Regions from separate parts of the Homo sapiens genome. Here regions 1 and 3 are each linked to region 2. Evidence: chromatin contacts called from ENCODE Hi-C or POLR2A ChIA-PET data. All regions are on one chromosome and are shown on one strand. The core of a region is the stretch at or near the end of the contact, and the rest is flanking DNA. Distances in the headings are between cores, read along the strand shown.

Region 1 (2,700 bases), core at 32-2,531, 550 kb before region 2:
AGTGATGGAATTACAGGCCTCTAATATCCTTTAAAAACCAGCTGTTTATTACCTATTAGCAATTCATGTCTGTTTTGTCAAATATTATGTATATATATATTTCTAGTTCTGGACTTTTAAATTATGGTGAACCATATTTCATTTTTTTGAGAAAAATATATATGACTTTGTTATACTTCTTATCATTGAGAAACAACATCTGAAGCTAGCTTAATTTTAACTCTATGACAAGTAACTTGATTTTTTTTTCCTTTTTTCGTGACTTGAAATTTGTAGAATTGTTGTTCCTTGAGGTATAAACATTTCCCCAGTTAACATGTTAGGGTTGCTATTGGCTTAGCAATTTTGCCTGCAATGTGGAGACTCTTCTTGGTTTATAATGTCTCTTGTTTGTTTATTTTAGCTTTAGGAAATTGTCCATTATGCCTGTGGTGATTAGTTAGATCTGTGTAGTCTATTTTATGGCTCTTCTTCATTTTGTTTACGTTAAATAAGCGTTCTAGGTATGTGTCTCACATACATCTTTTGTTGCACTGACTTGATTTTCTACAGTCTTGATATTTTTTCCTTGGTTCTGTTAATGGTAGTTGCTTTGTCCTATTGTAGTTTATATTTTTAATTAATTCCTTTTCCGTCTCCATTCTTGTTAATAGCTTAAATGATCTCTTTTTAGTTCATGAAGAAGAGTGTGGCACAAAAGATCCTTTCAAGGTGAAAAAAAGGAGCAGGTAGCCAAGATAGTTGGGTTACATAGTTTACCACTTCCCTTTATAATCCGTAGGTGTTGAAATAGATGTGGCCATGAAAAACCAGTGTTAATCGGGCAGCTGAGTGTATGGATTGTCCACCAGTCAAGGTTGGGGAAAAAATCTGGCTGGGCTAAGTGTGGCCCGTTAGTTTGACCTCATTTGGCATGTATTTCTTCTGGTCTTACAGGTCAGAGCAACTGTTTTTATATATTTTAATGTCCCTAATGACAAAATAGTAAAAATACATTTGAGGACCCAAGTTGGCATGTTCTAGGAATTTCATTTTCCGGCTTAGTGTGGTGACCTGCCTCTGATTGCTGTACAATTCCTTCTGCTTCACAGTGTCACATCTGGGGATACCAGTTGGTAGTGGAACCTGTTTTGGACATTTTTAAGCCTTGTGGTATCTGATGGACTCTTGGTTGTTTCTAGCTGGTGCTAAATAAACCCCTTGACAAGAAGTATTTGTGTAAGAAAGCGCTGGTAGGCAAAGTGAGAACATCCGGAAGTGATTCATATTACTGTGGTTGTTTGCTTAACTCAGGACTTGGTTGCCTAGAGACCATATCGTTGAGTTAGCCGAGTGAAGTGCCAGTGGAACCTGGAGGGCCTGTGGCCTACCGGATCAAATCAGGGCTCTGCTCCTTAATTTTTCTCCTGAAGTCTCCTAGCAATCTGATTGATCTCTGTGGTTTGACAGTGCGTGAATTAAAAAAATCTTAAACATATTAATGTTTAAGAAAGATCTGGTTAATGGTTTATTTTGAAGAGTAAGAGTTTACTTGCTGAAGTTTGAATGTTGGGTTAAAATTTTTTAAAAAAATAGTTGTATGTTGGGAAGAATTAGTTATTTCAATAAGGCATTTTATTCTAGAAACCTCAGTACTTTAAGGCAGCTAAAGGAAAGCCAAAATAATCCCCCAAAACAAAAAACCAAAAACCTGCAATTTGCAAGGCAGTCATAATCTAAAATATTTTCTGTCTGTCCCAAAGTCAGTGTATTCCCCTTGCCTCTCCCCCTCTTCCTCATTGTCATGATTAGTACCGTTTATTGCATACTTTCTACATGCAAGGCACTGTGCTAAGCACTTTATATGCTTTATCTAATTAGCTATTCTTGAAGCCCTGTGAGGTGCTTATTATCTACATTTAACAGATAAGAAAGCAAAGCTCAGAGAGGTTAACTCATTCATCTAATAAGTGGTTGATCCAGATTTCAGGTTTGGCAAGAACTCTGAAGTCCTTTCTCTTAACTGCCATGTTAGTCTGCTGCTGCTATACTTCTGGTTCTAAAAATAATGACAACAGTAGTAACTACTGTTAATTAAGCAGAATGATGATGAAATTTACATATTACATTATTGTGAGATAGGCATTATTTTTATTTTAAAGAGGGAAAAAAATAGAGTTGATAACACTTTTCCCAAGGTCATATATTGGAATTCAAGCCCAGGTTTGTGACACCAAAGCTGGTGCTCTTAACTTCTGCAGATGCTGAAGTGGCAACATTTAAGTCTAACCTCTTTAACTGGTGCCCAGAGACATTAAGTAACTTGTGTAGTTTTCAAGTCAGTGAGGGAACTCCATCAATTTCCTGCCACTTATTTTGGAGTCTCTTCCACCTGCCACCTGAGGGAAAGTCTCCAGTTGTCTTATGTATTTTTGTGTCTAACTAGCTTGTTGGACCCTTCCTAATTGCTTCCCTTCTTCATAACCTGGTATCTGCTTTGAATTCAGCTTAGAAAGGTGTTCCTTCCTACCACTTTCTTGTTTGTTAAAGAGTTACCTCATACAGACAGGAGTGGCAAATTGGATTGGAAATTGCTTTGGATCATTTGGCAAGAACTGTATTTTTGGGGTTGTGGGAGGAGGAGAGGCCTGTCTAAAAGCTCTATTTCTTCTTTACTCAGAATACCTTCCTGTTGACTCATTGGAAATCATAACAAAAAGC
Region 2 (2,700 bases), core at 18-2,517:
TGAGCTGCTACAGCGGGCAGCTGCCGGGGGCTTGGCCATGCTTACCTCCATGCGGCCCACGCTCTGCAGCCGCATTCCCCAAGTGGTCAGTGCCTCTTCTCAGTGGGGGAGGAGGGACGGACCAGGAACTCCCAGCAGCAGCTGAAGGGGGCAGTCCTAGGGTGTGTGGGTGTGTCCCTTGCCAAGGTTGAGCCTGTTGCCCAGGGGTCATATCTACCCTGTTTTTCTCACAGACCACACACTGGCTGGAGATCCTGCAGGCCCTGCTTCTGAGCTCCAACCAGGAGCTGCAGCACCGGGGTGCTGTGGTGGTGCTGAACATGGTGGAGGCCTCGAGGGAGATTGCCAGCACCCTGATGGAGAGTGAGATGATGGAGATCTTGTCAGTGCTAGCTAAGGGTGACCACAGCCCTGTCACAAGGGCTGCTGCAGCCTGCCTGGACAAAGCAGTGGAATATGGGCTTATCCAACCCAACCAAGATGGAGAGTGAGGGGGTTGTCCCTGGGCCCAAGGCTCATGCACACGCTACCTATTGTGGCACGGAGAGTAAGGACGGAAGCAGCTTTGGCTGGTGGTGGCTGGCATGCCCAATACTCTTGCCCATCCTCGCTTGCTGCCCTAGGATGTCCTCTGTTCTGAGTCAGCGGCCACGTTCAGTCACACAGCCCTGCTTGGCCAGCACTGCCTGCAGCCTCACTCAGAGGGGCCCTTTTTCTGTACTACTGTAGTCAGCTGGGAATGGGGAAGGTGCATCCCAACACAGCCTGTGGATCCTGGGGCATCTGGAAGGGCGCACACATCAGCAGCCTCACCAGCTGTGAGCCTGCTATCAGGCCTGCCCCTCCAATAAAAGTGTGTAGAACTCCACTGTGTGCCCTGTCCTTGGGCAGGGAGGGCTGCTGTGAGTGGGAGTCTCTGAGTGGGTGAGTGTGGGTGAGTATGGGTGTGAGCTGGGCGTGGGTGAGTGTGCAACGGAGCTTCACAGTGGCAGACCCACCTCCATGGAAGGAATCCAATGGATTCCCCAACCAGGGCCCACTGAGTTGCTTCTTAATCCTACTGGAGGGACAAAGGGTAAGCCTAGGAAGCTAATCAATAAGAAACTCACCAGGTGCGGTGCCTCAAGCTTGTAATCCCAGCGCTTTGGGAGGCTGAGGCAGGTGGATCACTTGAAGTCAGGGGTTCGAGACCAGCCTGGGCAACAAGCAAAACTCTTTCTCTATAAAAATACCAAAAAAAAAAAAAAAAAAAAAAAAAGAGCAGAGTGTGGCGGCATGCACCTGTAATCCCAGCTACTCGGTAGGCGAAGGTTGCAGTGAGCCCAGAGCGCAGCCTCCCAAAGTGTCGCCTGGGCGACACAGCGAGACCCTATCTCAAAAAATATTAAACTATCCCAAGAAATAAGTCGTTTAGGGTAGAGACTCCCATATGCTGGGCCTTCAGTACGTTTGTCTTTATATTGGGAGTCCTCTGTGGCCTCCGCTGAGGGCGCTGGGGCGGGGGTTGGGGTTGGTGGCCAGCTGAGCCTGGTTGAAGGGCGGCTTGGGCCCCGCCCACCACCCCAGCACGTTCGAGGAGGGCTAAGCCCAGCGTGAGGCTCGTTGGCTCGACAGAGGCACGTGACGGGTCCTGAGCCAATCCGTGGAAGGTAAAAGCTGCTTCCTGTTGGGGCATGAGTCCGGCGCGTGTCGGGTTTTGAGCTGCCGCGGTCCCGGGACTGAGGTGGGTGGCGGGGTCCGCCCGTCTTGGGCGTCACTCCTCGCCAAACCTTTAGCTCAAGTCTTAATGAATGTCCTCTCTGTGGTTCTAATCCGAGCTCCAGCCCCACGGGTTCCTGCAGGGGCGGGACCACCTGGCCCAACCTCTGCCTTGGTCCAACGCCCCCGGTTTCCTCCAGGGCCTTGGTCCAACGCCCCTCGGAGGTTTCAGCCCATTTCACAGACCGGGCCGCAGGGCCCCGGCGTAGGCCTCGGGACCGGAGAGGCCCTCAAGGGGAGTTGAACAGGGCTGCGGCCGCCGCGCCCCGGGCGGCGACGTCACCGCCCTTGCTGGTGATTGGCCGCCTCGCGCCGCGCGCCCTTCAAACCTTTTCTCCCCGTGGCTGTCGGCGCCCGCTGGGCGGGAGGCCTTTCCGGAGGCGGCCGCTCTGCGCCTCGGCGTTTCCTCCAAGGCTGCCCACCAGAAGGACCTGCCCGAGAGGGTAGAGGGCATAGGGTCAAGATCAAGGTCAGAGGCCCCCTTGGGTTGGGAGAGGACACGGAAGGGGTTAGGAGCCCAGGAACTGGGGTCTCAGGAGAGACCCAGGATCTGACTTAAGAGGCCTGAAAATGCCCATGCAATTCTGCTTCAGCCCGGGTGCAGCGGCTCACGCCTGTAATCCCAACGCTTTGGGAGGCCGAGGCGGGCGGATCACTCGAGCCCAGGAATTTGAGACCAGCCTGGGCAGCATAGCGAGACCCCTGTCTCTATTATATTAAAAAAAAAAAAAAACAAACCCGCTCCAGCCGAATCTGCTTGAAGTTGGCGTTGCTGTTGTAACCACCAGACTGTTTGTCTCCCCATTTAACGGTTAGCTCCTTGGGAGCAGACAGCTGTCCTCACTGGCAGAGGAGGAGCGCTCAGTAAATGCTCGCTGGACGAATAAATGGCTAGATAAGGTACAGTTGAAATTCTGTCTGTATAAGTTTCTCAAAACCAGT
Region 3 (2,700 bases), core at 146-2,645, 600 kb before region 2:
GTTTCACCATGTTAGCCAGGATGGTCTCGATCTCCTGACCTCGTGATCCTCCCGCCTCGGCCTCCCAAAGTGCTGGGATTACAGGCGTGAGCCACCACGCCCTGCCCCCAGAACGATCTTGAGAACAGAATGTTCCCAATAAATATCCACTGGAAAATGCACCTTATTTTTGTTGAAGGAATGGTGGAATTAGCATCAAAGGGATCTTCAACATTAACTCGGGCCGGGCACGGTGGCTCACGCCTGTAATCCCAGCACTTTAGGAAGCCGAGGCGGGCGGATCACGAGGTCAGGAGATGGAGATCATCCTGGCTAACATGGTGAAACCCCGTCTCTACTAAAAATACAAAAAATTAGCCGGGTGTGGTGGCGGGCGCCTGTAGTCCCAGCTACTCGGGAGGCTAAGGCAGGAGAATGGTGTGAACCTGGGAGGCAGAACTCGCAGTGAGCCGAGATCGTGCCACTGCACTCTAGCCTGGGCGACAGAGCGAGACTCCGTCTAAAAAAAAAAAAAAAAAAAAACTCTATGGCTGGTAATTCTAAGCGTTTTATAATACATCACAAAATGTTCTTTTATTTTTCTAAATTGCACTGAATCAACAAACGGAGTAGACAGGCACATTTTCTTCACTTTAAGGAAAGACTTTGTTGTTTTTTAGCTAGGGGCCGACCCAAAGTGATCACTGGCTCTCACATGAGACCCAGGAGCCTCCCCAGTTTGAAGCCCGATATCACATTTCCCAGAATACTTGATGCCCTCGCCCGCCTCCTCTGGCTATCAACCAGACGGAAAGGGGATGTGCCTGGGAGTTTGATGCCAAGGGAAGGATGCGGAATGTCTGTTTTCTACTAAGGGCTTCTGCTGGGCCTTTCCAATGTCCAGTTTGAGTTGGTCTGGGACCTGGCCTCCGCAAACACCCTGCAGGCTCCGGCCGCCGGGGATGAGGTGGAAGACTGGGCAGAAGAGAGGCCGCAAAGGCCCGAGGGCTGAGCTGCTCTGCGCTGGGGAGGGGCGAAGTGCCAGAGCGCGGGAGACCTCATGGTGGGCACCAGGCTGCTCCGCGGTAGGTGGGTGAGGCCAGGAGATTCACATCTGCAGATGCCACAGTGAGGATACAGCATTTAGATCCCTCGGCTCCAAACAGGCGGTTCCGGGGGACCGGTAGCTGGGGAATTGGGTTTAGCACTTTCCAACGCTTGGAACTGGACATCCACGGCTCCGAGTCCTTTGAGGTCTTGCTCGGGACTACGTTTCCCAGAAGGCTAGGCGATAATTGACAGCTCTATCAGCCTATGGACAGAGAAAAATTCTAGCCATGGAAACTGAAAAGCCAATAGCAAGAGGATGGGGGCGGTACTTTCCGGCCGCTGGCTGTCGAAGCCGGAGTCCCACCTGTGTCCCCACAGCCCTGTCACGAATCCCGGTCGGGTTCTGGGAGGCACAGCCTCGGGGTTGCGGGCCGGGTGCGGCTCGGCGGTGGAGGACTCACTTCCTGCTCCATCCCCGGCTGGGCCCTGGGGCGGTGAGTGATTCAAGGAGGGAGACCGCGGCGGCAGCGGCGCGCTGCTGAGGGGCGTGGAGGGGGCTTGCCCGCCACCCAGACGTTTTCTCAGCGGGGTTCCCGCGCTGGCCTTTGGGAGCCCCCGGGTCTTGCTGGGCTGTGGGAGAGGTAGCTGTGGTCTCTATACCGTCGGCGGGATAAGTCATTCTCTTAATCAGTTTTCTTGCTTCTCGATGGTGGTCCCAGGGTTTCAGCTGATCTGTGACCCTCTGACCGCCGCACCCCGGTTAGGGCGCGAGCACCGAGAAGAAGAACGGGGTTCGGCCCCACGCGTGCAGTCATGTTCCTATTAATAAACCCGGTGAACGCACTGGAGCTTCTCACAGTGGCACTTAGTCACAGCCCCTCAGCGCTGTGGGGCCTTTGAGGTCACCTGTGCATGGGGAAAGGGACGGGCTGGGAAACAGGGTTTCTATAACCGTGGCTAAGACGTCTCCCCTCCTCAGTGGCGCTGTCTCCAGCAAGTGGGCCCTGCAGCTGTGTTTTGTAATGAATGTAGAAATAAAAATTATACTCAAAACTCTTTTTTTTTTTTAGACGGAATTTCGCTCTTGTTGCCCAGGCTGGAATGCAATGGCGCTATCTCCTTTCACTGCAGTCTCCACCTCCCGGGTTCAGGCGATTCTCCTGCCTCAGCCTCCCAAGTAGTTGGGATTACAGGCGTGTGCCACCACACCCGGCTAATTTTGTATTCTTAGTAGAGACAGGGTTTCACCATGTTGGCCAGGCTGATCTCGAACTCCTGACCCCAGGTGATCCGCCCGTCTCGTCTTCCCAAAGTGCTGGGATTACAGTCATGAGCCACAGCACCTGGCCAATACTGAAAACTCTTATTACAATTTTTACTTTCTAATTACATTATTGTTGTTTGTTAAAGTTTTAAACCAGAGAGATGGTTTTTAGATCCTTAAAAACTCAATACTTTATAAATGACCAATAATAATGTCTGTAAATACAAAAATATTTCCCCCAAAAGTGTGTGTGTGTGTGTGTGTGTGTGTGTGTGTGTGTGTGTGTTCCAGTAGTAAATAGGTGATTTGTAGTGGGACAAAAGATGTGAAAGAGTAAAACTTCTTCACCACAGTCTGGTCCTTCCTCCCTTGAAATGCAATATTCTTTGTAGTGGGTGGTCATGCTG

Evidence for each region. A loop is a pair of places that touch in the nucleus more often than their neighbours do. ChIA-PET counts read pairs that join two places held with the same protein, here RNA polymerase II (POLR2A). Pooled maps may share reads with other maps.
Region 1: a pooled map shows a loop between it and region 2 (3-fold over the local background). The contact joins the enhancer-like site here to the promoter of RCCD1-AS1 in region 2. A Hi-C loop is called at or near these places in 3 of 50 pooled maps. POLR2A ChIA-PET finds 5 or more read pairs at or near these places in 4 of 52 experiments (activated B cell, activated CD4-positive, alpha-beta T cell, activated T-cell and 1 more).
Region 3: a pooled map shows a loop between it and region 2 (6-fold over the local background). The contact joins the promoter of ZNF774 here to the promoter of RCCD1-AS1 in region 2. A Hi-C loop is called at or near these places in 5 of 50 pooled maps.

What each region holds. Positions count from the first base shown.
Region 1 is chr15:90,399,775-90,402,474 of GRCh38, forward strand. The region is part of intron 2 of IQGAP1 (IQ motif containing GTPase activating protein 1); the gene reads left to right. Among named protein-coding and RNA genes, the nearest start is that of IQGAP1, 13 kb to the left of the region's middle. Within about 2 kb of position 1,282, at least 35 of the 41 ENCODE cell types and tissues checked have a DNase peak (open chromatin) inside an H3K27ac peak, as active enhancers do.
Region 2 is chr15:90,953,226-90,955,925 of GRCh38, forward strand. It overlaps RCCD1-AS1 (RCCD1 and UNC45A antisense RNA 1), which reads right to left and starts at 1,268. Exons shown (of 2, transcript NR_170325.1): 1 at 1,110-1,268. UNC45A (unc-45 myosin chaperone A) reads left to right here. Exons shown (of 20, transcript NM_018671.5): 19 at 1-85; 20 at 234-868. The coding sequence ends at 491. RCCD1 (RCC1 domain containing 1) reads left to right here and starts at 1,659. Exons shown (of 8, transcript NM_001017919.2): 1 at 1,659-1,723. RefSeq lists enhancers at 16-516, 1,341-1,895, 1,696-1,805 and a silencer at 2,026-2,155.
Region 3 is chr15:90,350,889-90,353,588 of GRCh38, forward strand. It overlaps ZNF774 (zinc finger protein 774), which reads left to right and starts at 1,396. Exons shown (of 4, transcript NM_001004309.3): 1 at 1,396-1,523.